2 separate regions of the Homo sapiens genome follow, and region 1 is linked to region 2. The links are chromatin loops, found by intact Hi-C in ENCODE. Cell type or tissue: IMR-90. All regions are shown on one strand. Links, peaks and the distances in the headings refer to the core of each region. The heading gives the core; the rest is flanking DNA.

Region 1 (16,017 bases), core at 4,448-9,447, 240 kb before region 2:
CTGCTCAGTGCATATTTAAACTACAAGGGACTACTCAGGAAACCCACTCATGCTTTACAATCAATTCACCCCCCTCAGCATTTTGATTCAAGGGATAATTCTACACATATGCTCTGTGTGAGAATTACCTTGCTTGGTTGGGAAACAACAAGAGAAATATCCACTTGTCTCACAGCAAATCACTACTAGTAAATTGGAAAGACAAATCTTTTAGGTTAACTAGGATATTTTGTAGGTGTAGATACTAGAGCAGAAAACAAGTTTTGAGCTTCTAGATAGGTAGGAGTTATTGTTAATGTCACTGGCATAGCAGAGGACAATACTGTGGGAGGTGTTTGAAATGAATCCTGAGTTCCTGAGTTGGAATTGGTGTGCTTAATGAAAAAAACAGCCGTGGTGAGACATATGGAACCATTCCACTCATCTCAATATGGACCCTTGCTTGCTTTTTGGAAACTTGTTTGGAATCGGTTATCTTTGCTTTGTTGGCCCAACACAAGTAAATCCTCTTTGTTTTTCCTAAGGTGAACAAAAAAGTAGTTCTTGCAGATAATATCAAGTTGGTTTAAATTTTAGGTTTGTTAGACTAGAAAGACGAATTATTTAGCCGTCATTGAAGAGTTTAATCTTTGAGTAGATGTTACAGGTGAAAATGAGCATAGTGATTATATAAAAAGTCTATTACTAACTCTTATTTTAGCCATCTGTATTGTTGACTTTCAACTTTTTCAGGTGCAAAATTTTCTTGAATCAATCTTTTCATCTCCAAGGGATCCCAGCATGCCTTAAAAAAAAACACTTGTCAACGGATTTTAGAGCCACCAAATAAATCTATTTTATGGTCCCGTTAGATATCTAGCTCAAAACCCCCATTCACTCTGAAAGGTCCTATGGTTGGATGCACAACAAATTTCCTGAAATCATCTCTGATGCACCTCCTTTGGGTTGTTAAGAAGGTGTTGAAATGTGAGAAGGCTGGTAGTGAAATCAAGTTGTGGCTCAGGGTAATTAGGAAGGGAGAAAACCCAGCATTTTCATAGTACATTGTCTGGCTTTTAGTTGCAGCTGCACACAGCGGATATGAATTTAACCGGTTGCTACAGTGCAGCTGGTTCAGATCTGGCTTTATAACTGGCTGAAGTAAAATGAAATGGCTGGAAAATTCCAGTCAAGTAACACCAGTGGGAACAAGTGGAATTAAATAGTGTGAGCAAATGCTGGCCGAGTTGGAGAAAAACTTAAGACATAAACTTGAGGGTGGTGGTGAGGACTTCGGGTGGGCAGGCGGGGGGAGGGGGGTGCATTTTCTGGTCTTTTTCACAAGGGTCTATTGTTTCGATTAGTTTCCTTGCAGGAGGTAGAAGGTTTCCTCCATCCCGAGTAATTCATAGAGTGTTTGGCTTGTCTACCTTCCTCCTGACTGAAGTCACCTGATACTTTTTGTTTTTTCAAGAAGGAAGAGAGAACCCTGTTGCCTCAGTTACTAGCAATGATACAATTCTCAAAATCTGGTCTTTTTTTGTTTCTTTGAAATAGTTTCTCCATGTTGTGTGACACAGCAGCCCCTGTCTTATCATAGTTGTCTTCCCTCCACCACCTGTACCAGAGATGTTGGATATGTTGGAGGTGAAGGTGTGCAAGGTTTTTAACTAACTGTTCTAATTAAAGGATTCTGCAGGAAAGAACATGGGTTTACAAAAGAGAAGCTTTTGTATTATTAGTAATTTTTTTTCTTTGATGAATTTATGTGCTTAGTTTGGAGAATCGAGAGTTGGCTGGGAAAAGATTTCTGAGGAGTTAAGGGACTCTGGTGCTGTTTGGGAAAACATTTGCTGTAACTAGGTTTAGGGTATTCAGTCTCTGCCAGTGCTTAGGAGCTATATTTGCCAGGTGATTTCCCTGTCGCAGGGATTAGCCAGTGATGTGAAACATTTGATTAAGGGACTAATAGAAATCTTTCCTGGGGTACATGAGTGGTGGCTGTTACTGGGGTGCCCCCTCCTCAACTCTTTCTCTCTGTATTTCGAGTAAGTTTGTAGTGGTGAGTCATGGGATACAGTTTTTTAATCCTATGAAGAATCTTGGTAGGAAGCAAAGTTCTGTTAGGTATATTGTTAATTAAGCCCTTTAAAGTTTCTGCATAATAACTCAGAAACGAGCCTTTTTCTTTTCTCAGAACTATGCCATGACTCATCCACTTTGGAAGCAGACAAGATATAAATTATCAATAAAAATTGCCCATAATCTGGCCTGGCACAGTGGCTCATGCCTGTAATCCCAGCACTTTGGGAGATGATGGTGGGAGGATCGCTTGAGGCCAGGAGTTCAAGACCAGCCTGGGCAACGTAGTGAGGAACCCCCGACCTCCACCATCCCCCCCGCCCCCCACCAACCCCCTCACTTCAAAGTTTTTTAAATCAGCCACGCATGGTGGTATATGCCCTTAGTCCTGTGTACTCAGGAGGCTGAAGTGGGAAAGTCCTTTGAGCCCAGGAGTTGAACGTTGCAGTGAGCTATGAATGTGCCACCGCACTCTAGCCTGGGCAAGAGAGCTGACCCTGTCACTTAAAAAAAAAAAAAAAAAAAAACCGATATTCTGATAGCAACACTGCTCACTTGCTCACTCTTTCTCTTAGGAAAGTAAAAAAGTTTTGTCTTGATGCACAGATTTATTTAAACTTTAGTTCTAAATATATAGGACTTTAAAAAATATTTTCTGAAAGTGATATCCATTTTTGAGGTGCAAGCAGTTGGGTCCATTTTGGAGATTCCGCCTTAAGCCATTCAGCTTCAAAATGGCGGGGAGCTCTTGCTACAGAGGGTTACCCCGTTCTGCTTCCTTCCCATTCTGTTAAACCTTGTACATGCTCCTTCCCACAGATCACTATTATCTTCAAAGCCCACCATGAGTGTACAGATCAGAAAGTCTACCAAGCTGTGACAGATGACCTGCCGGCCGCCTTTGTGGATGGCACCACCAGTGGTGGGGACAGCGATGCCAAGAGCCTGCGTATCGTGGAAAGGGAGAGTGGCCACTATGTGGAGATGCACGCCCGCTATATAGGGACCACAGTGTTTGTGCGGCAGGTGGGTCGCTACCTGACCCTTGCCATCCGTATGCCTGAAGACCTGGCCATGTCCTACGAGGAGAGCCAGGACCTGCAGCTGTGCGTGAACGGCTGCCCCCTGAGTGAACGCATCGATGACGGGCAGGGCCAGGTGTCTGCCATCCTGGGACACAGCCTGCCTCGCACCTCCTTGGTGCAGGCCTGGCCTGGCTACACACTGGAGACTGCCAACACTCAATGCCATGAGAAGATGCCAGTGAAGGACATCTATTTCCAGTCCTGTGTCTTCGACCTGCTCACCACTGGTGATGCCAACTTTACTGCCGCAGCCCACAGTGCCTTGGAGGATGTGGAGGCCCTGCACCCAAGGAAGGAACGCTGGCACATTTTCCCCAGCAGTGGCAATGGGACTCCCCGTGGAGGCAGTGATTTGTCTGTCAGTCTAGGACTCACCTGCTTGATCCTTATCGTGTTTTTGTAGGGGTTGTCTTTTGTTTTGGTTTTTTATTTTTTGTCTATAACAAAATTTTAAAATATATATTGTCATAATATATTGAGTAAAAGAGTATATATGTATATACCATGTATATGACAGGATGTTTGTCCTGGGACACCCACCAGATTGTACATACTGTGTTTGGCTGTTTTCACATATGTTGGATGTAGTGTTCTTTGATTGTATCAATTTTGTTTTGCAGTTCTGTGAAATGTTTTATAATGTCCCTGCCCAGGGACCTGTTAGAAAGCACTTTATTTTTTATATATTAAATATTTATGTGTGTGCTTGGTTGATATGTATAGTACATATACACAGACATCCATATGCAGCGTTTCCTTTGAAGGTGACCAGTTGTTTGTAGCTATTCTTGGCTGTACCTTCCTGCCCTTTCCCATTGCTACTGATTTGCCACGGTGTGCAGCTTTTACTCGCCACCTTCCGGTGGAGCTGCCTCGTTCCTTTGAACTATGCCCTCACCCTTCTGCCCTCACTTGATTTGAAAGGGTCGTTAACTCTCCCTTACAGGTGCTTTGACTCTTAAACGCTGATCTTAAGAAGCTCTCTTCATCTAAGAGCTGTTACTTTTTCAGAAGGGGGGGTATTATTGGTATTCTGATTACTCTCAATTCTAATTGTTATATATTTGAGCCCATACAGTGTATTAGGTTGAACCATAGAAACTGCTATTCTCGTAGGTCAAAAGGGTCTAGTGATGGAAGTTTTGTAGATAAGTACCAGGCATCTCAGTAACTCCTAGACTTTTTCTCATCCCATGCCCCGTTTTAAATTGTCAGTTTTCCCTCTGACTCTTCTGTGTTAAAACATGAAACTATAAATTTAGTAATTATCATGCCTTGCTCTTTTTAATCTATATGACTGATGCAAGCCCCTCTTCTTAACCGTTTCTTGGCTTTGAGCCCAGAAACACAGCTCTCCCTGTCTCCAACTCCAGTAAGCCCTCCTCAGCCTCACCTTACGAATCCAAAGAACTGGGGTTTGTTAGGTTCTTTCTCTAATGTAGAGGCCCAGATCCCATCACAAAGTTTTTCATTCTTCCTTGTCCACCATGATCTTCATCACAGTCTTTGATATGTCTGCATGCAAAGTGGAACAGAGTTGGGCGGCAATGACAGAAGAGCTTCCTTGGCCTGACTCGGTGTGCGGCCACTTCGGCACTGCTTAATCCAGATATTCTTGTTAACTAAGCATTGTGCTTCCCAGGTGGTCTGAAGTCAGGTACTCTCTCTCTCAACACCTGTAGTTGAATATGATTTGGTCAGTTGCTCGTTGTAACTTGGAGAAATTCCTATAAAGTAAGATCTCCTTGCCTCTTCCATCCATTGTTGGCACCCCCTTGCAAAAGGAAAAGAACAGCAAAAGTCAGGAGCAGTAATCTGAGAAAGTTAACTCCAGGATAGGTAGGTTTCTATTGTTATAGCTAGATGTAAATCTTTAGTTCCAAGAAGTGATAGAGTTTCTGCTTTAATAATTTGTTGATAAGTTTACATAAACAGAAATAAAAGATACTATCTTTACCGTAGTAGTTCAGGCCAAGATTATGCTTAGTTTTAGTTCTCCAGGTAGTTACTTTTGCCATGTCCTATTGATCAGTGACACTGCCAGAGGCCCATACCGGCAAGAGGAAGAGGACGTCATTTTGTAAAGTTTAACTTCTTAGCGAACTGATGTGCCACCCAGTCACAGAGTGGAGTTGTGAATTCATGTAGAGGTGGCAAACCTCTACCTTGTGTTGATGAGAGAATAATCTTGGGCAGTCTGGGAAAATAAGGAAGGCATCTCCTTCTTACTCATGGAGATTCAACTATAGAGAGTTGAAACCTAAACCCGCCTTCCTTTTATAGAAGCTGGACTAGAGACGGACTGACCATCAGCTCTGAACTGTGGCTTTTTTTGTTCACCTATGATGCCATGTACCAAATTCAGAAGCTATCGTTAATAATTTGTTTTATAATTGAGTAGTACAAGCGAGGAAAAAATACGGAGGATAACCACTATTTTTGTGCAAATAATATGAAAGTGAAGTAAAAGCAATAGAAGAAATTTCTATAGGATCTGGGTTTAGAGTGTGTATCATTAATAAATATACCTTTGCTCTTTTCAGGGAAAATAACAACCACCCTTACTGATAGTTGGGAAAAGAAGATTGGGTTATTTTGCCATATCATTTAGCTGGAAGTGACATTTAAAAGCACCCTGCATCACTAGTAATAGTGTATTTTGCTATTCTGCCCTTGTAATCGGTGTCCCTGTAAAACAATCCCCACAGATTACTTTCAGAAATAGATGTATTTCTCTACGTAAGGGCCAGGTTTATTTTCTCCTTTTTTGAGATTTCTAGAAAAAATGCTGCTTGCACATGTTGGTTCTTGAAACCTTAGCTAGAAGAATTTCAGGTCATACCAACATGTGGATAGGCTATAGCTGTTCAGAGGTCTCCTGGGGGAGCTTAAAACGGGGGAAACACTGGTTTTCACAGATGCTCCACATGGCTGTCTTTAAAAGACTCAAAACTTTTTTTTGTCCTCTTTGTTATGCTTGGAAGCTCCCCCCCCCCCAACAGTGTGTCGAGTCTTTGCAAAGAAACCTTTAGATGTGGTTCATAGATATATGAATACGTATCTGTGTAAAACAGTGAGTGTGCAGTGTGTAAATACTTTAAATTATTATGCTAGAAAAATAAAGTTACATACCTTGCTGTGGAATGTCTGTTCTGTGATTATAGGGACACCTGCTGGAAGAACTGAGAGCTGCAGAAGAAAGGGAGTCGGGGGAGGGGGAATTGTATAAAATCCCTAAAGGTTACTGATAAGTCATGCCACCTGCCCACAAATTCGCTGATTTTCAAAACTATAGCATTACTGTCATTTTTTTTCTTTTGAAATTTTAAGCAGTTACAAATCCGTATCAGTGAGATTGGTCCACTAGTATTGTCCCAAAGTTCTGTCTTTAGTAACAGTTTTGGTCCCTTGAAGACATACAGCCTGCACTCTAGTTCTTTTTAAGGTGATGTGAACAGTAACGACTTCCTCCTGGTGGGGAGGATTTGGGAAGGCAGGATTTTCTGGCTTTGAAAACAAATCCTCACTTCTTGGGTTTTAAAAAGAGACATCAAGAGATCACAAGTTGGTCTTTGTTCAAGAAACACACCAAAGGGTAGAAAAGTTAGGAAAATAACTGAAACAAAAGGCACAGAGAAGCACTGTTACTTGTATTAGGTAGAATACTAAATGGATCAGATTCTGACTGGGATAAACATACATGTAATCATTTCTTCTTTTTTTTTTTTTTTCTTTTGGAGACAGGGTCTCACTCTGTCACCCAGGCCAGAGTGCAGTGGTGCAGTCTCAGCTCACTACAGCCTCAACTTCCAGGGTTCAAGTGATCCCCCCGAGTCGCTGGGGCTACAAGTGCATGCTACCATCCCCAGCTAATTTTTGTATTTTTTGTAGAGACTGAAGGCAGGGTTTCACCATGTTGCCCAGGCTGGTCTCAGACTCCTGGACTCAAGCAATCCGCCTGCTTCAGCCTCCCAAAGTGCTGGGATTACAGGCATGAGCCACCACACCTGGCCATAATCGTTTCTTAAAGAAAAAAGCTTAACCATTGCAGTTGACTATTTACATGTAGCAGTTCAGAGCAAAAAAAAAAAAAAAAAGACAATCATATCAGCTGAACCACATAAAATAGGATGAAATGACATAGTCACTGAGTACCCAGTGATGTGTCTGTGCTGAAAGAATGCAGATAATCTATAGCAGAACGAAATGTGCTATAGACTATTTGACTTTTATGCTTAAAGTCAAAAATAATTCTTTACCATTCTGTCTTCATTCCCAGAACTCCAGCTCTTTGGGGACTGAAACGTCAACTCCAAAATCCCAACAGCGACATCAACCCTAAGAGTCCTGTTATCTGATTTATTTTTTATCTTGTTTATTTTTAATTTTGTAGCATTGGCAGTATTCTATTGTCTGGAACTAGCTGGGATAACAGTCTTGGATTGCTGCTGTCCTTTCTGAGCAAAGATACCTTGCTGCAGATTTTCTCCCTGTTCTATTTGTATGTGAACCAATGTCTCCCCCACAGAGAAAGTAATCAGGATGTTCAAGGAGCAGTTTCAAAGTTCTTTATTATTTCACTACCTAACCATATTGTTACCTAAACCTAAACCATATTGTTTCTTTCTGCTTCTATCCCTTTTCTGTATGTCTTCCAAATGGACAAGTCACATGAAAGCAATTGTTATTATTTAGATGGTATTTTCCTTTAAATTTACTGCTCTTTGGCTGGGCACAGTGGCTCATGCCTGTAAACCCAGCAATTTGGAAGGTCGAGGCGGGCAGATCACTTGAGGTCAGGAGTTCGAGACCAGCCTGGCCAACATGGTGAAACTACCATCTCTACTAAAAATACAAAAATTAGCTAGGTGTGGCGGCGAATACGTGTAATCCCAGCTACACGGGAGGCTGAGGCAGAAGAATCGCTTGAACCCAGGAGGCAGAGGTTGCAATGAGCTGAGATCATGCCACTGCACTCTAGTCTGGGGTGACAGAGCGAGACTTAAAAAAAAAAAAAATTCTGCTCTTCTTCCCCCAGGTACCTCTAATAAGCATGCCATTTGATACTATCAACTAAATAATAGAATATGCTGTCCTTTGTACCCAAAAGGTTATGTCATGGCTCCCTGACGGTGAAATATGTGTGAAATCCAACCAACACCCAGCAGGATACACTAACAAACATTCTACAAAGCCAGAATGGATGCCCTCACCCTCCTTGGAATGATGTTAAACCAATTGAGTAAACTGGTCCTGCCAACTGCAATGTAATAAAGTAGGCCTATCAAACTTCAGCAGGAAGAAAGCAACAGGGCAATGTTTTCTGAGTTCTTCATGAGTAATATTTCTATGACCCATTTTTTATTTCAGTAATGAAAACTCCAACTCCAGAAGGAAAAAAAAAGCATTCTGCTACCAGATTGAATATACAAGACCTAGCCACAGATGAATTAACCAAGTAGGAATTGCACCTGCCATAGATGACATTTTCAGAAGATAACATTATCTCAATCAATAGTGTAACACCGCCAAGGGAAATGGTGCTATTTGATAACCCACAGGGTTTCCAAAGCCTTCTAACAGGAAGCAGTAAGGTGGGATTCACTGAAGGGGGAGATGGAGGGGGACAATAAATTTATTTTCTAGTGAGCCCTTCTTTTGCGCTGCTAAATAGCAATGCCATTAATGCAGTGTTGGTCATCAGCACAGTGAGGACTGTGGGTAGAGCTATTGATTGGCTCACCCTAAGTGGAAGGGAAAGATTCTCGGCCTGAGTCAGCTCATGAATGTTCATCTTCCTTCTTGGGAAGGAAAAGGAAAAAGGAGTGAAATAATTTGAGGCAGCATGCCATACAAGATCCTCAGCATCCTGTCAAATTGGAAATCTGGATGACATTTGAAGGTTGGGGAAGTGTACCTGGGGAGCTGGGAGGAAGGGTAGCAACAGGACAGGAAGAGCTCACAAAGCAAAATGATAAATATGGAATGCATTCTGGTTACATTTTGAGCTGCAGGCCATTTTGAAGGGTTCATCTGTGCATGGTCATTTATTTTATATATTCTGCCTTGAGGCAGCATACCATAGTGGTCAAGATTTTGGGCTGTGGAGTAGACAGTTCTGAGTTTAAATCCACCTACTTTACTAGTTATGTGGCCTCAGACGTGCCAAGCTGTACTTAGGCTTCAGTTTCCTCATCTTTACAGTAAGAATTCTAAAAGAAATTCACACCTCCAACATTCATTGTGAGGTTCAATTTGCTGCATTTTAAAGTTTTTAGCATGGGACCTGATACAAACCTAGTGTTCAACCTGCATTACTCAGAAATGGACCTAAGATTGATAGTGAGTTGTATGTTCACCTTTGGGAACTGGCAAACCTATAAGCTATTCCTAGAATGAAATTTGCATGTATGCCCCTGTGAACATCCAAGAATTTAGGACGGGGCCACAGTTTTGCAGAGTTTATTCACATCTATGAGGGAGATGTGCTGTGCACATGGTTCCTAGCAGAATGCATGAGACCAAATGCAAAACCTGTGCATATCAGGTGCTTCCTACTGGCCCCCTCACTGCAGCCACCCCAGAAATCCAGCATACGTTCTTTAAAGCACCTACTAAAAAAATAACACTGACTTGTGAGTAACCATTTGCCCTGGACATAACTTCAGGAATTAGGGATAAACTGGGGACAGAAAGAACTCTGAGGAAAAGCTACTACTGGAGAAATTATTGCTAGCCACTGCTAGTCATGTATTGTACACCTTGGCAAATCATAGTCCCAGCATAGAGAGCATCGAACTTTGGGAAAGGACACTCTGAAATGTTTCGATAGACAGGGTTGTATAAAAAAGGTGTGGAAACTGGGCTTCCAGTGCTCACATCATCACCGTAATTCTTATCCACAGATCCCTTCCCGCTCAGCCTAGGCCAACGATAGCATTCTTATCTTCTCAGAATTGCTTGAAATAGACAATGAAGAAAAGAAAGAGAAGAGGCCATCTGCCATGAAGGCTGACAGATTTAAATTGGCCCAATTGAGCAATGCCCTTCTCCTCTCTGATCTTAAAATGGTTTCAAATGGGAGAGGTGAGAGGCGTTGTGAGAAATTTTACACAGATGCTCAATAAAAAGGCAACATGGGAAAAAACTAATGAAAAGATGTCAAAAAACTATAAAAATAACAGAAATGGGAAAGGGAACATGGAGCAAGTGACAGAGAAGGGTGGAAGAGAGATGATTAACAAAGTTGTATACAGCTAATAGAAACACTGATTAGGGAGACAAAAATACAGGCAATGCTTGAGGTGTTTATGGAGAAGAGCAGTGACAGGGAGCAACCATGTATCCTTTCATATCATGGTTTTTAAAATTTATTTTTATTTATTTATTTTATTATTATTATTTTTGAGACAGAGTCTCACTCTGTCGCCAGGCTGGAGTGCAGTGGCACCATCTCGGCTCACTGCACTCTCCACCTCCCGGGTTCAAGCGATTCTCCTGCATCAGCCTCCTGAGTAGCTGGGATTACAGGCACACGCCACCACACCCAGCTAATTTTTGTATTTTTAGTAGAGACTGGGTTTCATCATGTTGGCCAGGATGGTCTCAATCTCCTGACCTTGTAATCCGCCCCCCTCGGCCTCCCAAAGTGCTGGGATTACAGGCGTGAGCCACCACGCCCGGCTTAAAATTTATATAGATCCCTCAGGCATTAGAGAGCATAACTGGCCAAGACTGGTTTTGTCAATAAAATCTAATTTGAACTATCTCCAGCATGAAGGGAGAAGGGAGGGATTTATTTTATGGTTACAGAGGTACCTTGTGGAACCCAAGGGCAGGAATGGAGCCTGGGAAGCTGTTAGGATCTCATCTTTGCTTCTGACTCTAAAGTCACTTTCTCCTCTCGAACTTGGCAAGCTGACTTCTCTACCTCGCAGGTACCCATGGTGGAACATGGCCACCTCACAGAGTTATAGTTTCGTCCACCTACAGAGAGTTCACATCCTCAGGGGAGAATCCCTTTGGCTTAGCTTAGGCCAGGTAAGATAGCATAATACAAAAAGAGCAGTGGGCATCTCCCTCATTTCACCACAGGCCTTCTTGAATTTTTGGCACTTTGGGGCTCTAAGGCATTGGTGGTGTGGCGCAGCAGGAGAAAGCAAAGCACCAGCGCCCAGCAGTGCTGGGCAACAGCATCCAGGACAGTCTAAGCTCCTCAGGAAAAGCAGCAGTCCAGCTGGGCACAGCAGGAGGAACACAGGCACACTCGGAGGAAGTGGTACAGGGCAGAGGCACCACCCAGTTAGCAAGATTTATCCAAAAGCCCATGTAATTCATCCCTGTAGCACTCACACCTAGGTATCTGAGTGGAATCTATAGGAGGCAGATGGGGCAAGAATCTTGGAAAGTTGTGCTATTAATGCTAATATCACTGTATTTGTTGAGTTTTGAGGGTGTTATGTATATATAAAGCTCCTACCAAATTACCTAGCACATCAATGGTGCTTAATAAAGGTAGGTATTCTTGTTATCAGTACTGAGATTTAGATAGTTTGCTTTTCCAATCCCAGTCTCTCACCTGAATTCCAGCCTTGTATTTCCAGCTACCTACATATCACTTCCACATTAATATCTCATAAAGATCTCAAATGTAACAAATATAAAACCAAACACTTGATTCCTGTCACCCACACACAAACACTCTCTGCTCAACCCACAGCCTCCTCCTGTGTCTAGCGATGGCACCACCCTTCACCAGGGCTCAGGCTTAAATAGTGGCTCAAAGAATTGGCCATGTCTCTTTTCGTCTCACACCGTACATTAAGTTCACCAGAAAACTATGTTACACATATTCCAAATCTGACCATTCGAAAGGTCTCCCTGCTGACTCTTTCTCCTGCCCATGCCTCCATGGACTCTAACCTGGACTATAGCAAGACACTATTCACGAGCCTTCCTGCCTCCACACTTGCTCCTCTGTGGGCTCCAGCTCGCCATGTGGCAACCAGATAGAACCTACAAAACATAATAGAATCACTCCCTGCTCAAAACTCCCCCCTGGTTTTCATCACATTTAGAATAAAATTCAAAACCTATAGACAAACACAAATTGATGGACTTTCTACAAAAGTATTGACTTGTACTCTTCAAAAAGAGCAGTGTCATAAAAGACAAAGCAAAGCTGAGGATCTGTTCCAGACTAAAGGAGACTAAAGAGACATGGCAGTTAGATGCAGTCAGTGTAGGATTCTGGACCCTGATGAGGGGGAAAAATGGTTCTTAAAGGACATTATTGAGACAACGGATAAAATTTGAATATGAACTCTTAGATTATAGTGTTATACAATGTTAAATTTTTATGAATTATTAAAGAGCATATCCTTGTTCTTAGAGGCATACACTGAGATATTTTGAAGTAAAAGGTCTGCAAATTATTCTCAAATAATTCAGCAGATAATGGTAATGTGTATGTGTATACATAGCTAGATAAATAGCCTGAATGTGGCAGAAATTTAATAATTAATTTAGGTGACGCATATACAAAAGTTCATTGTACTATTTTTACAAGTTTTCTGCAAGTTCAATTTTTTTTCCAAAAAAGTTAAAAACAATCCTTAGCCCTATGCTGGCTGATATGGTCTAAATTTTCGGCCCACCCCCTTCTCACTTTAACCACATCTATCTTTGCTTCTTCTAGGACAGGTATGCTTCTGCCTCAGGACTTCTCATCCACTCTCCTCCCTCAGATATTTGCAGGCGTAAAGCCCTTCTCTTTATTCAGGCTCTGAGAGGCCCATCATGACCACTCTATCTAAAATGATACCCCATCCCTTGCACCCTGCTTTGTTTTTCTTCATTATCTTACTACAGTCCTTGTTTATGTGTTCATTGTCTGTCTCCAGCATTAGGATGTAAAGTCCATAAGGAAGAAAATTTTTCCTATTTATTGTTTTGGGCCCAGAGAAGACAGTTGTGCCCACTATGTATAAACAGAAGAAGGAAGGAAGGAAGGGAGGGAGAGAAGGAGGGAGGGAAGGAGGGATTCAATTTGGTAATGCTTCAAGAGTATAACTAGAACTGAAACTAGAAGAAACAAAAAGTGAAGGAGTCAAGAGTAAGCTGACAGATGTGATTTTATAATCAGAAAGGCTTTAAGCTTATGGTAATCACTTTTTCTGATACTTGCCTGTTAGAGATATCAGTAATGGAGGCTGTATGGAAGGGAGGGAGTTGGTTCTAGAACTAGACTGATCCTGTATCCAGTGCAGGGGAAGCAAAGGGATCTAATATCTATTGATCACCTACTATGGCCAGACACAATGCAGGCACCTTGCAAACTCTATGAGATTTGAGGAAACTGAGGAAAGTGGTTGAGTAATTAGATTGATCACCAATCAGTGAGGGACAGAGCTTACATTAGAATTTAGACTCCTTGGGACTCTAAAACTCATGCTCCCCATATGAAGCCATGATCCTGCCCAATAGTGTCTTACTGTTGCTATAAGGTTTACACTGAATTTTAGTACCTACTTGAAAGAAAATACTAACAAAGTCTGAACAAATAGCCCTATTAAGCTAACTCCCTTTTATGAATAAATAAACACTAAAAATGACCATTTTAATTGTTTGCTAACAGGGCATCTAAAATATTTGAGAATACTGTCACTAAAATGTAAATGTTTATCCTATAATATTACTTATCAAACACTTGTTTAATTATTATAAAAATGAATTTTTCCCCTTGTCCATAGCAAATACAAAAATGAATTGTATTATCTTTGTTTAAATCAGTGGGGTCAACAAATCGGGCTAAAGAATCTATAGCCTGTTTTGTGCGTAAACATCTGTATAAACACATATGCATATGTATAATGTCAATAAAACCTTATGTAAGCTTCAGCATTACTAATCACTACATTAAAATGTGCTGAAACTTGTCCACTCATCAGAACCACATTCTTTGGCAATCACAGGATAGTATTATGAATTCAGTTTATAAAATAACTACCTGCAATAGAATAGAGATTTTAGTGAGTAGAAAAATTGGACTGAATGTAGCATAAAATGGAAAAGTAATTCATTTAACAAACATTTATTGAATACCTACTAAGTACAAGCCACTCTGTTAAAAACTGGAAATTCCACACTAAATAGGCCCATTTTCTTTCCTGGAAGAACATATGGTCTAGCAAAAAGGAATATTATGTTCAACCTTCAGTGCTCAACTTTGAAATAAAATGTTTTAAAATGGACTAATATGGTTTTAATATATCAACAATAATTTATTTCTATAATGCCTATCCATAATTTCAATAAAGTAAAGTAATTTCTCTCATGGTGTGTGCACTGACTGCACTCACCTGGGTGGGTCTTCCTTGGGATCTCTCATGAAGTGGTGTTTAGAGGTCACCTGAGGGCAGAAGTGATCTAAAGTTTCAGTTGGGCTGGACATCCAAGGCAGCCCACTCAAATGGTTTCAGTAGACTGAAAGTCTACTGAAACTTGTAACTTGCATTCATTTAGAAACAGGTTCAAGCATCTTATTTGCCCATCATTAGAAACAAGATCACTTTTAAAGTCTCAACATTTTTCCCTAGTGCTTCATATAAAAGAGAACTATGATAATTTTCACAATAACTAACATAAATTAACTTTGGGAAATTGTTTTCAATTCTTCATATTTGAATAGGTAGGCTTGGAAAACCCCCAAATACCCTCCCTATAATTAAAAATTTGTAGCTCTCCATGTGGTTTAGTATTCTCAAAAAGATAAGTAAGGAAATAAAAAATTCCAGATGGCAACATGAGAGCATCCAGATATATAATTAGGTCTAAAGAGAATTAGGCAAATATTAGGTCTAAAGAGAAAGATAAACCCCCATCAATAATAGATGGGGATTCCAACACCCCACTCTTGGCACTGGACGGATTATCTAGATCTAAAACCAACAAAGAAACATCAAATTTAAACTGTAGCATGGACCAAATGTACCTAACAGAGATTTACAGAACATTGCAATCAACAGCTGGAGATACACCCATTTTTCTCATCAGCACATAGAACATTCTCCAAGATAGACCATATGTTAAGATACAAAACAAGTCTAAAAAAATTCAAAAAACTTAAATCATAACAAGTATCTTATCTAACCACAGTGGAATAAAACTAGAAACTAACAGCAAGAGAAACATTTAAAACTACACAAACGGGCCGGATGTAGTGGTTCATGCCTATAATCCCAGCATTTTGGGAGCCCAAGGCCAGAGGATCACTTGTGGCCAGGAGTTCGAGACCAGCCTGGGCAAACATAGCAAGATCCCATCTGTACAAAAAATTTCAAAAATTAGCTGGGGATGGTGGCACATACCTGTAGTCCCATGTACTCAGGAGGCTGAGGCAAGAGGATTGCTTGAGCTATGATCATGCTACTGCACTTCAGCCTGGGCAAGAGTAAGACTGTGTCTCTCAAACAAAAAACAAAAAGAAAAACAAACAAAAAATAGTATACAAATACATGGAAATTCAACAACATGCTCCTGAATGGCCAACGGATGAAGAAAGAGATTAAGAATAAAATGTTGTAACTTCTTGAAACAAATAGAGACACAACATATCAAAACCTACTGGATACAGCAAAAGCAGTATTGAGAGGCAAGTTTGTAGTAAATACCTACATCAAAAAATAAAAAGATTTTAAATAAACTACTTAATGATGCATCTCAAAGAAATAGAAAACCAAAAAAAAAAAAAACCCAAAAGTAGTAAAAGGAAAGAAATAATAAAGATCAAAATAGACAAAATTGAGACAAAAAATACAAAAGATCAGTGAAATAAGAAGCTGGTTTTTTTGAAAAGATAAAATTGACAAAC
Region 2 (16,017 bases), core at 5,730-10,729:
TTCGTAAGATAGAGAGAATGCCTACTTGGGCCGGGCGCGGTGGCTTACACTGTAATCCCGGCACTTAGGGAAGCCGAGGTGGGCAGATCACCTGAGGTCAGGAGTTCAAGACCAGACTGGCCAACATGGTGAAACCCTCTCTATGAAAAATACAAAAATTAGCTAGGTGTGGTGGCACGCACCTGTAATCCCAGCTACTCGGGAGGCTGAGGTAGGAGAATCACTTTAACCTGGGAGAAGGAGGTTGCAGTGAGCAGAGATGGTGACACTGCACTCCAGCCTGAGAGACAGAGCCAGACTCCATTTCAGAAAAAGAATGCCTACTTGGTAGAATTATTGTGAGACTTAAAAATACATACATACATATATGTGTATATATTTATATATGTATATATAAAGTCTCACAATAATTAAGTGCCTTAAAATATTAAGTGTCTTAAAAAACGTATCCAGTCCAGAGCTTATACATGCAAATGAGCAATGAGCAATAATAGTTAATTTATTCTCAAAGAGATCAATACAGTTAATTCACTCTCAGAGGCTTAAGCAGTCACCTATCAAAATTGTTTGGATTCTTCCATCACAGTAGAGCATAAATAATTAATAATAGTACAAAGAGCATTTTTATTTTAGCAGAAGTTAAAGCATTAGGGTCAAAGGAATAAAGCTCAAATGAACAGAGTTTAAATATTAACTAAAAGAATTTGTTTGTTTTGGGGGGTGGAGCAGTTCAAGAGCGGCTTGGCCAGGGACTTGGAAACAGGAAGTAGCTCAGGAATTCCCTTAGTTGTAGCACTATGAGTCTGTTTAAGTTAAATATTGTTAATTAACGCCTTGCACCCCAAGGGAGAAAAGACAATATGGATTACAAGTGGATGTGTGTTAGCAAAACTACCTCTTGAGAATTTCCAAATTCTCTGAGGATTTCAGAATCTATCCTGAGGATAGAATCTTGAGAATTTCGTTATTTTGGGAAATCTCCCTTGCCGCCTCTGCTGACTACCAGCTGCTATCATTTTATATTTATTTATTACTGACTGATTGACTGAGACAGGATCTCACTCTGTTGCCCAGGCTAGAGTGAGTGGTGCAAACACAGCAGCCTCTACCCCATGGGCTCAGGTGATCCTTCCACCTCAGCCTCCCGAGTAGCTGGGACCACAGGCTTATGCCACCACTCTTGGCTAATTTTTAAAATTGTTACAGAGATGGGGTCTTATCATGTTGTCCAGGCTGGTCTTAAACTCCTGAACTCAGGTGATCCTCTCCCCTTGGCCTCCCAAAGTGCTGGAATTATAAGTGTGAGCCACTGCACCCATCCTGCTATCTTATTTATTTATTTATTTTGAGACAGAGTCTTCCTTTGTTACCCAGGCTGCAGGGCAGTGGCGCAATCTCGGCTCTCTGAAACCTCCTCCTCCCGGGTTCAAGCGATTCTTGTGCCACAGCCTCCCAAGTAGCTGTGATTACAAGTGCCTGCCACCATACTTGACTAATTTTTGTATTTTTATTAGAGATGGGATTTCACCATCTTGGCCAGGTTGTTTTCGTACTCCTGACCTCAAGCGATCTGCCTTCTGTGGCCACCCAAAGTGTTGGGATTACAGGTGTGAGCCACAGTGCCCAGCCCCATCCTATCTTTTAAATTATAGGCAAAATACATTTAAAGTGCATATCAAATGCAGCCCTGAGAGGGACAGAATATTCCAGAAGAGCCAGAGATGGCCTAAACTAACTGAAGGAGATACTACTCAGTATACATTGCATTGGTGAAAAGAGCTGAAGAGATGGAAGAATTTGTCACTGTGTATAATAAAAGACTTATTTTAGCGTAAACTGGTAGCCATAGGCTACAGAGCTAAAACTGTTCTAACAAGTTGCATTTTGTTGACCTTTCAAAATAAAATGCCCAGAGTACCCATCTTAATTCACTGTATCATACAAATGATTCTTGATTCATATATTGCAGTGTTGGAACAGGTTACTTTTAACAAAGCCTCCCAAGTCTGTGATTTGTAGAGTGCATAATTTTCTTCTAAGGTGATTAGAGCACTTTTTAGACATTGCCTAAGATAAGTCTTTGTACCAGTTTAAAAAGTCAGCAGTACTATAATTATAGTTTTCCAGGTGTGAAATATGAAGATTAAGCTATTGGGCCTGGGTCAGTGGCCCACACCTGTAATCCCAGCACGTTGGGAGGCTGACGGGGGCAGATCACTTGAGTGCAGGAGTTTGAGACCAGCCTGGCCAACATGGTGAAAACCTGTCTCCACTAAAAATACAAAAATTAGCTGGGCATGGTGGCACATGCCTGTAGTCCCAGCTACTTGGGACTTGAGAGGCTGAGACAGGAAAATTGCTTCACCCAGGAGGTGGAGGTTGAAGTGAGCCAAGATCCTGCCACTGCACTCCAGCCTGGGTGACAGAGCGAGACTCTGTCTCAAAAAAAAAAAAAAAAAACAAAAAAAAAACAAAAATGAAACAAAAAACAAAAACAAAAAAACAGTTTAGGCTATTGAAGCCTGAGTATGGATTATTTTAGCTTCCAGATTGCAATAAGCATCGTGTAAAGATGAAGATCTCCAAATACAGAGAATGCAAGCAGTGTGCCTGACTTTGCTTAGAAAGTGCTGACAGGAGCGAGGAGTTTCACTAGCATTTCCTGTCTCAGAAACAAGTTCTCCATTTGATATTCAATGACAGTAAAACAGGGATCAGAAACTGTTACTGTTTGTTCAAAAGCAGAAGCTAGAATCATTTCAAAGAAAGACAGTGCAAAATTAAAACTGAAACTCCACTTCTACCTCTCTGTAGAAGCAGTGGAGTGTATCTCCTAGGGGCTTCTACTCCCTTGCTGCCAGTGAAATTTATTAACCACAGAAGTGTCTTTCACTTATGTCCTAAATGAAGGTAGATCTTACTGTTTTTGATACTAACCAAGTCATCTTCTGGGTACCAAAAATAGTTTTTGTGGCTTTATGAAAAGTCTGGCCTTTCCACAGCATGTGTATCCATTGACCTCACTTCTGAGAGCTTTAGACTAATTTGGTAATTAGACTAATTTGCACCATTAATTAAAATGCTCTATGAAATAACCCAAATCCCAATGCAAAGAAGAGAACAGCATGGTATACAGATGTTTGTTTTTTTAAATTTAAAAACATTTTATAATCTTCTTGCATTCCAGAATCAGATTTTAAAAAATTAACCATCCCTAAAAAAACTCACAAAAACCACTTTTATCAGGAGGTTCTATTCATTCTTCATGACTGTGGTGGACCATCCATTATTTTAATACACTATCAAATTTCAAAGTTGGTGACAAAACAAGAAATAAAAATGGAGGGAATTCTTATGGCTTCATGGGTATTTAGTTAGGGAGTGTAATGTGGGGAAGCTGTCACACAGGAGGCAAAAAACTGCAAAGAGACTAAATATGTAAGGTATTTTTATAGCTTCCTCAGCCATTTTCTTTACCTAAAATGCCCTTTTCTTATTTCTTTTTTTAGACAGAGTCTCACTCTGTCACCCAGGCTAGAGTGCAGTGGCACGATCTTGGCTCATTGCAACCTCTGCCACCGGGGTTCAAGATTCTTGTGCCTCAGTCTTCCGAGTAGCTGGGACCACAGGTGCACGCCACCATGCATGACTAATTTTTTTGTATTGTTAGTAGCGATAGGATTTTGCCATGTTGACCAGGCTAGTCTCGAACTCCTGACCTCAGGTGATCTGCCTGCTTCAACCTCCCAAAGTGCTGGGATTACAGGCATGAGCCACTGCACCTGGTCCTCCTTTTCTTATTTCTAAGTGATATTCTCATTCATCAAGGCTCAATTCAAAAATTACTTCCTGTCAGAAATTCTTCTGTCTCTATCCTCAAACCTCACATTTGCTGCTTTCTTACTTTTGTTTCTGTAGTCATTTCTTAACAGATCATATGATTGATTTTTAGTTTTGTAGTTTTATCCTCTAATAGACTCTAAATTCCTTGAGAATATGAATCATTCATCCTTGCAATTCTTACAATATACATATTGTCTAGTATACAGTAGATAATTAAAGTTTGTTACAGGGTACCAATTTGGAATAAGGAGTTAGTAGCTGAAAATGACCTAAAATGCTCTCTACTTTCAAGTTATAAACCCACACATTCTTCTGTTTCTCTGTATATGTCTGTCACTGCTTAGCTGATACATGATCTAACACCCTATTAAGCCGTCTTCAAATGTCAGACTCCCATTTCTAACAATACTACACAATTGTATGTTATTTTAAACCTTTCAAACGTCTTTTACATAAATCACTTTATTTAGTTCTTACAGTAATTCTATAAAGTTTCTGGATGAGAAAACAGAAACAACAAGCATCAATGACTTTGGACTAAAGCTCAGGTCTTTTGAACCCTTGCTATAATTCCCTTTGGTCCAGAGCTTACAGTTTTTAAACTTTTTACTTTCAAATATTTTCAAACTTATAGAAAAGATGCAAGAATAGTGCAGAGATCACCCATATACTTCACACAGATTCACTAATGTTAACATTTTACCACATTTGATTTCTCTCTCCCACCCTGCCCCCATATATACAGGACCATTTGAAAGTGACTTGCAGATGTCATGCTCCTTTACTCCTAAATACGTCAGTGTGTATTTCTTAAGAACCAGCATATTCATCTATGTACTGTAGTAAAATGATCAAACCTAGGAAATTTGACATTGATATAATATTTGAATCAATACACCTAATACAAGTTTGCAAATTTTTCTAATCATGTCTTTTATGAATTATGACTTTTTTCTGGTTCAGAATTGAACAGGATCACACATAGCATTTACTTCTTAGATCTTTTTAGTCTTCTTTAATGTGGAAGTGTCCATTATTCAACCTACACTTGCGTTTTCTCTTCTTTTCTTTTCTTTTTTCTTTTTTTTTTTTTTGAGGTGGAGTCTTGCTGTGCCGCCCATGCTAGAGTGCACTCAGCCTCATGGGTTCAAGTGATTCTCCCCCCTTAGCCTCCCAAGTAGCTGGGATTGTAGGTGCCTGCCACCATGCCCAGCTAATTTTTTATTTGTAGTAGAGACGGGGGTTTCACCATGTTGGCCAGGCTGGTGTCAAGCTCCTGAACTCAAGTGATCTGCCCGCTTCGGCCTCCCAAAGTGCTGGGATTATAGGTGTGAGCCACTGTGCCAGGCCACACTTGGCTTTTCTTAATTTCTGCCCCATTGCTAACTCTACAGGGCAACTGGGGTGTCTGTGGTAGGTAACAGATCTGCCTCACACATTGTATACAAGAGGTTAATGTCATTAAGGCAAATCGTGACCTATCAGGGACAGACCCAGTGGATAAATGCCACCTTCTTCTGTCCCTTGTTTGCAGAATTCTGAGGCTCATTCTGTGTGGATCTTTAGAGGATTCTCAATGGATCATGATCTGTGGTCATGTTCAACTTGAGACCTTCTTCCCCTGATACTGCTTTCCTTTCTTCCCTATTTTACTCTCTCCAGTCCCTTCACTTCTTAAAACTTGGGATCATTTCCCAAAATAATCCCTTGCACATAAGCCCTTGTTTCATCTTTTTAAAAAGAGATCTATACTAATACAATTATACCTACTGTTAATAGAGTTAGTGGGTCCACAGTTAGTGGGTCAGGTAGGTGACAGATTAGAAGTGAGCATTACAAATAGAGGAATGCATCTTTCTTAGGTACTGACCTAAGTAGACCTTCTTTCTTAACCCCCAAACAAAGACACAGTACTGGTCACATTAATGCCAGTGTAGGCTCTGATAATGACATTGACACTTCTCTCCAGTCCATGTTTCTTCCCTTCCCCTTCCTTCTCCTCTTCTCTTTTTCTCTTCTCTTCTCTCTTTTCTTTCTTTTTTTGAGACAGGTCTCACTCTGTTGTCCAGGCTGAAGTGTAGTGGTGCAGTCATGGCTCAGTGCAGCCTCATCTTCCTGGGCTCAAGTGATCTTGCCACTTCAGCCTTCTGAGAAGCTGGGACTATGGGCATGTGCCACCGCGCCTGGCTAACTTTTAAATTTTTTGTAGAGATAGGGTCTTGCTATGTTGCCAGGGTCAGTCTCAGACTCCTGGGTTCCAGTGATCCTCCCACCCTGGCCTCCCAAAGTGCTGGGATTATAGGAATGAGCCACTGTGTCCAACCCATGTTTCTTCTCAGCCTACTTCCACACCAGTGCAGTGCCTTCCAATCTGTAATTCCTGAGAGTATTGCAAGAGAATGAAAAGGGCTTAGTGAAAGTGATTGCTCTGCTTAAACTGCATACATCTCTTCTTCCTGTTTCTCATCATACTGCCCTTTAATGCTACTTTTTCTTTCCACTAATGATTTTCCCTTTGTCCTTGCCCATTTCTCTCTGTCAGACAACTCATTTCCCTTTTGTCCTCTCTGATAGTAGAAAATTTGACTCTGTGTATGTATGTTTCCTAGAAGAAAGCAGAACCATGAGTAAACACCCAGTGAATAATTTGGGATGCTGATGAAATCAAGGAAGACTGGAAAAGCAACTTGTTGGGTGTGCTGTGGAGAGATTTCCTATAGTGGGCAGAAGGTTAGATAAAAGATTCTCTGAGGTGTCTTCTATCTCTGGGAATTTATGCTAGAAATGTCAACTTAATTAAGTTGCAGTGCCTGTCAACAATCCAAGGGCAAAAGTTTGCTCCAGATCTATAATCTAGCCTCATCATCTTAGGGGGAATGTGACCAAATATAGTATAACACTATCAGTATGAAAAGAATGAAATCCACACAGCCTGCATAATTATAGGTGCAGAGAAGAAGAAATTGATGACACAATATTAAGGTTTATTTTTGCCACCTAAAAACATGTCAACATCCTATTATCTTATTATCTCAGATTTTTATTCAATTCTATGACAGCTAAAAGTAACCATTATATCTGTCAATTAAAAGAAGAGAAACTGCTTATTGAAATTTTATAATTTGATCTATGACATGGAGTTGAACTGGAAGCACCTGCCAGTCTTCCTGATGTTCCAGATAGTATTTTGCTGCAAATTAATTAATCTAACTACATCTTGATTTTCTCACACTGCATTAGAAAGTATGTGCTCTTGGTCATAAACCGTGATGAAACTATAAGAACCATGTAATGAAACCTTATGGTTTGAGTTGTCTGGCTTGTCATAGAGATGAATATAGTGTAATTAAGCCACACTCTCTCCTTGCAGTAATGAAGGCACTGTTTGGGGGACTATGCCAGGGATAGGAGAATAAGTTGTCTATGGCACTCGAACGGTCTACACTATCCAAGTAAGGTAACCAGCTAAGGCACTTTCAAAGTAAAACCAAACAGAAAGTCACGGCAGATAATGCCACTTTCATCACTGGTAATTACTGGCCTTAGAGTTGTAATGAATGGCTGCTACAGAATAAAAGGTAGGTGGCAATTTATGCAACAGATCATTGTTCATCATCAGCAGTATGGGTGGCACTAAGCAACAGGCAGAATTATTTTTAAACCCGCGAGGTAAAGTAGATTAAAGGTATTATTAATAGGCTAGGCCTAAAGGAACAGTGTCTTAATTATGGACTCTTTTTCCTATCCTTTCTTAAAGATATTATATTTCTACAACTGATGAAGGACTAGATTAGGCTTAGGCTAGCAGTAGAGGGAACACTCATTGCTGCATTAAGATCAAAGAACCTTCCGAAATTTTGGTTGCTCCAAGTACCAGAATCAGCTGTCATTCTGTTGGAAGCAATAGGGAAAGGGTAGCTCACAACATTTTTTTAAAAAAGTATTTCTCAATCAGTCCACCATTTACTGGACTAGGCTACAGTGAACTGCATAATTTTATGGAATCTCGTTTTTCAGGGTATCTTGTTAACCAATGGGCTGACATTCTCTTTGCAGGAGCTCCACCAAGTGGTCATCCAGCTTGTGGGCGAAAGTCAGAAAAACAAATTAGGAATCCTAAGAAAGACTGACTGATAGCCGAGTAGAGCAGTCTGAAGGTAGATAAACGTGAACCCTCCATCCATAGGGAGATTCAGATACAGGCTTCATGTTTAGACAAGACATCTGCTTTTCCTCACCATTTGTTTTTGGTAACTTTCTGGTCCTTATATGAACTATGCCTGCCCTTTGACCTCATGACCCCATATGCTTTGAGCCCTCCATTTTCTCCTAATCAATTAGTCTCCTTCTGTCTTCCCATTTTCCCTGTTCAGCTCCACACACTGGTGTCCACTACTTAAATTATGCTTTCAATATTACTTTCAACTCTTAATCCAGCCATCCTGTTTCTCTGACTCTGGAACTGAGCAGCTGAGAGTTCTTGGAGAAAAATCACACAGCCATACCAATTGATGTCACTGTATGTTGTTGCTTTCTGACCAAGGCTGAGTCCTCAGTTATGGTGAAGGTGCTTCTGATCAACTGACAGTGGGTATTCCAAACATTTACTTCCCTTACTGTCAAAACCACCAACTCTTCTTACACTCAGCAAATGATGATTCTGTCCTTTTCATTGTGAAAAGGCAAGGGCAGAAAGTGAAAACGGCACCTTCCTCTCCCTCTTACTTATTCGCTTATTTATTGGCATTTTTACTTCTCCTTCCTGTTGGAAAAGGTGCCCATCTAACTCGAGGCTCATTTCTCAACCTGTAGATTGGATTCCATCCTCTTCTGTGTACTCAATGACTTTATTATATCAATCATCGCCCTCTTTCCTGTTTTACTTCAGAAAATAAACAGAACAGTGGTTTGTCTTATTGAAAATGAAAGCAAAAGTAAAATTACCTTGGCAGTTTTGGGTCTCTAATTATAAGCCAAAGAAACAAATTGAGAACAACTTATGGAAAAAATGATATTCATTGGAAATATACTGGTATAATGCAGAACAGAAGAAAATACTAAACAGTCAAGCTTCCTGAGGGCAGAAAGTACAGGACCACTGAAATGAAACCGTGGACATGCATAATCATGTATGTTTACTAAGGTTCAACTACCTTTCCTCCTTGTGTCACCACTTAAGATTTAGCTCCTAGGAAGGAAACATTTGATTGGCCAAGCCCACCAGAAACATGTGCAGAGGAGATGCTCCTGATACCTGCACCATTGAATTCCATAAGGCACAGTTCAGGGAACTTTGCTTTGTCCTTATTTTGTTTGATTTATCGGTAGCAGTTCTCCTTCTGGAGTCCTTCTCCTTTGTTTTCTGTGGCATTATTCTTTCCTTAAAAAGAAAAAAGATAATTCTTTTTAGTCTCCATTGTAGGTTCCCTTTTTTTCTGCTTAAACAGTAAGTGTTATCTTCCTCATGGGTTCAACTTCGATCACTGTTATATTACAAACTTCCTCCTGCCAAATCTTCGTTTTGAGTTTGCGATGGAACCTACGATTGAATTTCCAATAAAATTCAGTATATCTAAAAGTGAACTTATGTATTTCAAACCTGCGCTTTACTTGAATGCCACATTTTCATAAATGGCATATCTCTTATCCAGTCACCCAATCCACTTCCCTGGGAGTCTTCCTAGGTCACTCTCACTTATACTCAATCAATCCCTAATCCCTGTGGCTTTTAATTCCTTGGTATCTCTTGTTCTCCTCTTTCCTAAACTCATAACCACTTTTTAAATTAAGGTCTTAATGACTTCTCACCTAAATTGCTACATTAGCCTCCTCAAAAGGTTTCCTTACACATCATACTCCGTTTCTTACAGAGTGATCCTTCTAAAATGCTAATCTGCTCTGCAAACTCAGATTCAGTCCTTTATCTTTCAGGATAAACTTCAAGGCTTAACCCACACATTCTGTCTTTGGCCACTTTCCAAGCTTCAGGGATGGCTACTTCCTTACTGCTATATTGTAAAACAAGCAGGTTTCCAGTTGGAGGGACTAGAATTGTTTTTTAACCTTGACTGAATGTAAGAATTTCTGGGGACATATTAAACATGCAGATTCTTGGCCTGACCCTAAACATATTAAATTGGAATCTCCAGGAGTGGGGCTTATGTCTCTACTGATTTTTTTTTTTTTTTTTGAGACAGAGTTTTGCTCTTGTTGCCCAGGCTGGAGTGCAGGGGCGTGATCTCAGCTCACTGCAACCTCCACCTCCTGGGTTCAAGTGATTCTCCTGTCTCAGCCTCCTGAGTAGCTGGGATTACAAGTGCCCGCCACCACGCCCGGCTAATTTTTTGTATTTTTAGTAGAGACAGAGTTTCATCATGTTGGCCAGGCTGGTATCAAACTCCTGACCTCAGGTGATCCACCCGCCTCGGCCTCCCAAAGTGCAAGGATTACAGGCGTGAGCCACTGTGCCTGGCAGTCTCTACTGATTTTTATGATCAAGCCAGTTTGTGAATTAATGATTGACTGTTTCTAGGCAGTCCTTTTACTTATGCTGTTTGTTCTGCAATTCCCAATCCCCTTGTCCTTCAATAGTTTAGTTAGTGTCACTTTACAGGTGACTCTCATTCTTACTTAGAGGCCTCTTCTCTGTGTTCCTGTACCGCGTAGGACTATCTCTGTCTTAGTACCCATCACATAATATTTGACTAACTTACCTATCTTATAACTGCTCTAAAAACTTATCTTTGTTTTCCCAGTACATAAAAGACAAACAGTAGGCATTTGGCAAAAATTACTTTGATATGTAAAAACAAATAAAAAGCTCACTACACTTTTTGCTGTTATGGATTCTTTCTGTTGCTTTATCTCTAAGGAGTTACTCATAAGATGAATATTGTTCAATTACTTAAAAACACCATTATTACTATGATTCCTTTAAAATCATATTATAGAATAATATTTTTTGATATGTGAAAATATTATAATGTACTACTAAGGGAAAAATAGGCTAAAATTTATATAATATGACTTTTTTGGTAAAAATTTTAAAACAAATTAAGTTAAAAATGCATATATAAAAACATATTGAGAAGACATACATTGTAATTTTATTACTCTTTGATTATGAAATAATGGGTGATTTTGTATCTACTTTCTATCAGAAGTATGTACATCTAAAACTTTTTTTATTTGTATAAATTTAAGGGCACAAGTGCAGTTTTGTTACATGGATATTTTGGATAATGGTGAAGTCTGGGGCTTTTAGTGTGACCATCTTCTGAATAATGTACATCGCACCTATTAAGCCACTTTTCATCCCTCACTCCCCTCCCACCTTCCCATCCTTCTGAGTCTCCAGTGTCTCTTACTCCACACTCTATGTCCATGTGTACATGTTACATTGCTACCATTTGTAAGTGAGAACATGTAGTATTTGACTTTCTGTTTCTGAGTTATTTCACTTAATATAATGGCCTCCAGTTCTATCCATGCTACTGAAAAAGATGATTTCATTCTTTTTTATGGTTGACTAGTCATTCATTGTATGTACATATACCACAGTTTCTCTACTCATCCATTGACAGATACTTAGGTTGATTCTAAGTCTTTGTTACTGTGAACCATGCTGCAATAAACATGAGTACAGATATCTTTTCAAGATAAAGATTTCTTTTTCTTTGGGTAGATACCCGGTAGTGGGATTGCTGGATCAAATGGTAATTCAACTTTTAGTTCTTTGAGAAATTTCCATGCTATTTTCCAGAGAGGTTGTACTTATTTACACTCTCATCAACAGTGTATAAGCATTCCCTTTTCTCCACACCCTCACCCACATCTGTTGTTTTTTGACTTTTTATAATAGCCATCCTGGCTTGTGTAAGATGATATCTCATTGTAGTTTTAATTTGCATTTTTTTGATGATAAGTAATATTAAGCATTTTAACAATAAGCTTGTTGGCCATGTGTATATCTTTTGAGAAATGTCTGTTCATGTCCTTTGCCCACTTTTTAATGGGGTTGTTTTGTTATTGTTGTTGTTGAGCTGTTTGAGCTCCTTGTAAATTCTGGATATTAGCCCTCTTTCAGACATATAGTTTGCAAATATTTTCTCCTATCCTACAGGTTGTCTGTTCACTCTATTGATTGTTTCTTTTGCTGTGCAGAAGCCTTTGAGTTTAATTAAGTCCCATTTGTTTATTTTTGTTTTTGTTGCTTGCACTTTTGAGGTCTTAATCATGAATTCTTTGAGTAGACCAATGTCCAGAAGAGTTTTCCTTAGGTTTTCTTCCAGGATTTTTATAGTTCCAGGTGGAAGTATATAAATTTTATAATTAAAATATTATGATAAAAAGCATATACATACTCTCTTCCTCAATCTACTTTGAAGTAGTGTGCACATACACATACATGCACACACACTTTGCACACACATGACAAAATAAAAAGAAATATTTGAGTCCTCGAAAACTTAACTTTTCTATGGAAAGCCAAAAACTATTTGGTGAAAATGAAGTACTGAACTGATAAAGAATGGAATGAATATGTGAATAAAATGTGAATATGTGATAAGGAATAGAGTGAATAAGATAATTATCTACTAATTAGAAAAAAAAGACAGGTATGTTTGTAAACCTATCATGTAGGTATACAATTCTTTACAATTTGTGAGTGAAGAGGACTCAGGAAAGAATCTCTTGGGTTATCAGCCTCCTGGGCAAGAGGGCCAAACAGGAACAGATCTGGTCTGCAGCTCCCAGCAAGATCGACACAGAAGGTGGGTGATTTCTGCATTTTGGACTGAGGTACCTGGTTCAACTCATTGGGACTGGTTGGACAGTGTGTGCAGCCCACGGAGGGTGAGCTGAAGCAAGGTGGGGCGTTGCTTCACCCAGGAAGCGCAAGGGGTCTGGGAATTCTCTCCCCTACCCAAGGGAATCCGTAAAGGACTGTGCCTGAGGAACAGTGTACCCCAGCCCAGATACTGCACTTTTCTCATGGTCTTTGCAAACCACAGACCAGGAGATTCCCTCCAGTGTCTATGCCATCAGGGCCCTGGGTTTCAAGCACAAAACTGCACGGCCATTTGGGAGATACCAAGCTAGCTGCAGGAGTTTTTTATTCCATACCCCAGTGGCACCTAGAACACCAGCGAGACAGAACCATTCACTCTCCTGGAAAGGGAGCCGAAGCCAGGGAGCCAAGTGGTCTGGCTCGGTGGGTCCCACCCCAACACAGCCCAGCAAGCTAACATGGACTGAAATTCTCGCTGCCAACCTAGCAGTCTGAGGTCGACCTGGGACACTTGAGCTTGGTGTGGGGAGGGGCATCTGCCATTGCTGAGGCTTGAGTAGGCGGTTTTACCCTCACAGTGTAAACAAAGCATCCAGGAAGTTGGAACTGGGTGGAGCCCACCGCAACTCAGCAAGGCAGCTGTGGCCAGACTGCCTCTCTAGATTCCTCCTCTCTGGGCAAGGCATCTCTGAAAAATAGGGCAGCAGCCCCAGTCAGGGGCTTATAGATAAAACCCCCATCTCCCTGGGACAGAGCACCTGGGGGAAGGGGCGGCTGTGGGTGCAGCTTCAGCATTCTTAAATGTTCCTGCCTGCTGGCTCTGAAGAGAGCAGTGGATCTCCCAGCACAGTGCTCAAGCTCGGCTAAGGGTCAGACTGCCTCCTCAAGTGGGTCCCTGACCCCCATGTATCCTGGCTGGGAGACACCTCCCAGTAGGGTCTGAAGGACACCTCATACAGGAGAGCTCTGGCTGGCATCTGGCAGGTGCCCCTCTGGGACGAAGCTTCCAGAGGAAAGAATAGGCAGCAATCTTTGCTGTTCTGCAGCCTTCACTGGTAATACCCAGGCAAACAGGGTCTGGAGTGGACCTCCCACAAACTCCAGCAGACCTGCAGCAGAGGGTCCTGACTGTTAGAAGGTAGAAGGAAAACTAACAAAAAGAAAGGAATAGCACATCCACTCAGAGACATCATCCAAAGGTCACCAACATCAAAGACCAAAGGTAGATAAATTCACGAAGATGGGGAGAAACCAATGAAGGCTGAAAATTCCAAAAACCAGAATGACTCTTCTCCTCCAAAGGATTACAACTCCTCGCCAGCAAGGGAAGAAAACTGAATGGAGAAAGAGTTTGACAAATTGACAGAAGCAGGCTTCAGAAGGTGGGTAATAACAAACTGCTCTGAGCTAAAGGAGCATGTTTAACACAATGCAAGAAAGAACCTTGCATAGGAAGAACCTAAGAACCTTCAAAAACAAATGAGATGAATTGCTACCTAGAATAACCAGTTTAGAGAAGAACATAAATAACCTGACAGAGCTGAAAAACACAGCACGAGAACTTTGTGAAGCATACATAAGTATCAATAGCTGAATTGATCAAGTGGAAGAAAGGATATCAGAGATTGAAGATCAACTTAATAAGGTAAAGTGAGAAGACAAGTTTAGAGAAAAAAGAATGAAATGGAATGAACAAAGTCTCCAAGAAATATGGGACTATGTGAAAACACCAAATCTACATCTGATTGGTGTACTTGAAAGTGAAAGGGAGAATGGAACCAAGTTGGAAAACACTCTTCAGGATATTATCCAGGAGAACTTCCTCAACCTAGCAAGGCAGGCCAACATTCAAATTCAGGAAATACAGAGAACACCACAAAGATGCTCCTCGAGAATAGTAACCCCAAGACACATAATTGTCAGATTCACCAAGGTTGAAATGGAAGAAAAAATGTTAAGGGCTTCCAGAGAGAAAGGTTGGGTTACCCACAAAGGGAAGCCCATCAGACTAACAGCAGATCTCTCTGCAGAAACCCTACAAGACAGAAGACAGTGGGGGCCGATATTCAACATTCTTAAAAGAATTTTCAACCCAGAATTTCATATCCAGCCAAACTAAGTTTCATAAAAGAAGGAGAAATCAAATCCTTTACAGAAAAGCAAATGCTGAGAGATTTTGTCACCATCAGGCCTGCCTTACAAGAGCTCCTGAAGGAAGCACTAATCATGGAAAGGAACAACCGGTACCAGCCACTGCAAAAACACACCAAATTGTAAAGACCATCGATGTTATGAAGAAACTGGAACAACTAATGGGCAAAATAACCAGCTAGCATCATAATGACAGGATCAAATTCACACATAACAATATTAACCTTAAATGTAAACAGGCTAAATGCCCCAATTAAAAGACACAGACTAGCAAATTGGATAAAGAGTCAAGACCCATTGCTGTGCTGTATTCAGGAGACACATCTCACATGCAAAGACACACGTAGGCTCAAAATAAAGGGATGGAGGAATTTTTACCAAGTAAATGGAAAGAAAAACAAACAAACAAACAAAAATCAACACTTGCAATCCTAATCTCTGATAAAACAGACTTTAAACCAACAAAGATCAAAAAAGACAAAGAAGGGGATTACATAATGGTCAAGGGATCAATGCAACAAGAAGAGCTAACTCTCCTAAATATATATGCACCCAATACAGGAGCACCCAGACTCATAAAACAAGTTCTTAGAGACCTACAAAGAGACTTAGACTCCCACACAATAATAGTGGGGGACTTCAGCAACCCACTGTCAATATTAGATAGATCAATGTGACAGAAAATTAACAAGGATGTTCAGGACTTGAACTCAGCTTTGTACCAAGCTGACCTAATTGACATCTACAGAACTCTCCACCCCAAATCAACAGAATATACATTCTTCTCAGCAACTCATCACACTTATTCTAAATTTGACCACATAATTGGAAGTAAAACACTCCTCAACAAATGCAAAAGAATGGAAATCATAACAAACAGTCTCTCAGATGACAGTACAATCAAATTAGAACTCAGGATTAAGAAACTCACCCAAAACCGCACAATTACGTGGAAACTGAAAAACCTGCTCCTGAACGACTACTGGGTAAATAACAAAATGAAGGCAGAAATAAAGATGTTTTTCAAAACCAATGAGAACAAAGACACAGTGTACCAGAATCTCTGGGACACATTCAAAGCAGTGTGTAGAGGGAAATTAATAGCATTAAATGACCACAAGAGAAAGCAGGAAAGATCTAAAATTGACACCCTAACATCAAAATTAAAAGAACTAGAGAAGCAAGAACAAACAAATTCAAAAGCTAGCAGAAGACAAGAAATAACTAAGATC

The links. Hi-C counts contacts between places; a loop is a spot of excess contacts. Peaks named below come from ENCODE experiments on the same cell type or tissue, not always from the same donor. Only the 100,000 strongest peaks of a DNase experiment are listed, where the experiment ranks them.
Region 1: a loop joins it to region 2, with 5 times the contacts of the local background. A loop is called at or near these places in 1 of 110 quality-filtered maps.

The regions. Positions count from the first base shown.
Region 1 is chr5:98,790,205-98,806,221 of GRCh38, forward strand. RGMB (repulsive guidance molecule BMP co-receptor b) reads left to right here. Exons shown (of 3, transcript NM_001366508.1): 3 at 2,881-6,290. The coding sequence ends at 3,549. Among named protein-coding and RNA genes, the nearest start is that of RGMB, 25 kb to the left of the region's middle. In IMR-90, for the core only: a CTCF peak has its summit at 6,326 (motif pointing left); a DNase peak (open chromatin) is centred at 6,247.
Region 2 is chr5:99,024,758-99,040,774 of GRCh38, forward strand. No RefSeq gene overlaps it. Among named protein-coding and RNA genes, the nearest start is that of CHD1, 100 kb to the left of the region's middle. RefSeq lists enhancers at 8,667-8,726, 12,350-13,014, 13,015-13,678. In IMR-90, for the core only: a CTCF peak has its summit at 7,908 (motif pointing left); DNase peaks (open chromatin) are centred at 7,904 and 9,814; H3K4me3 peaks cover 833 bases; H3K27ac peaks cover 160 bases.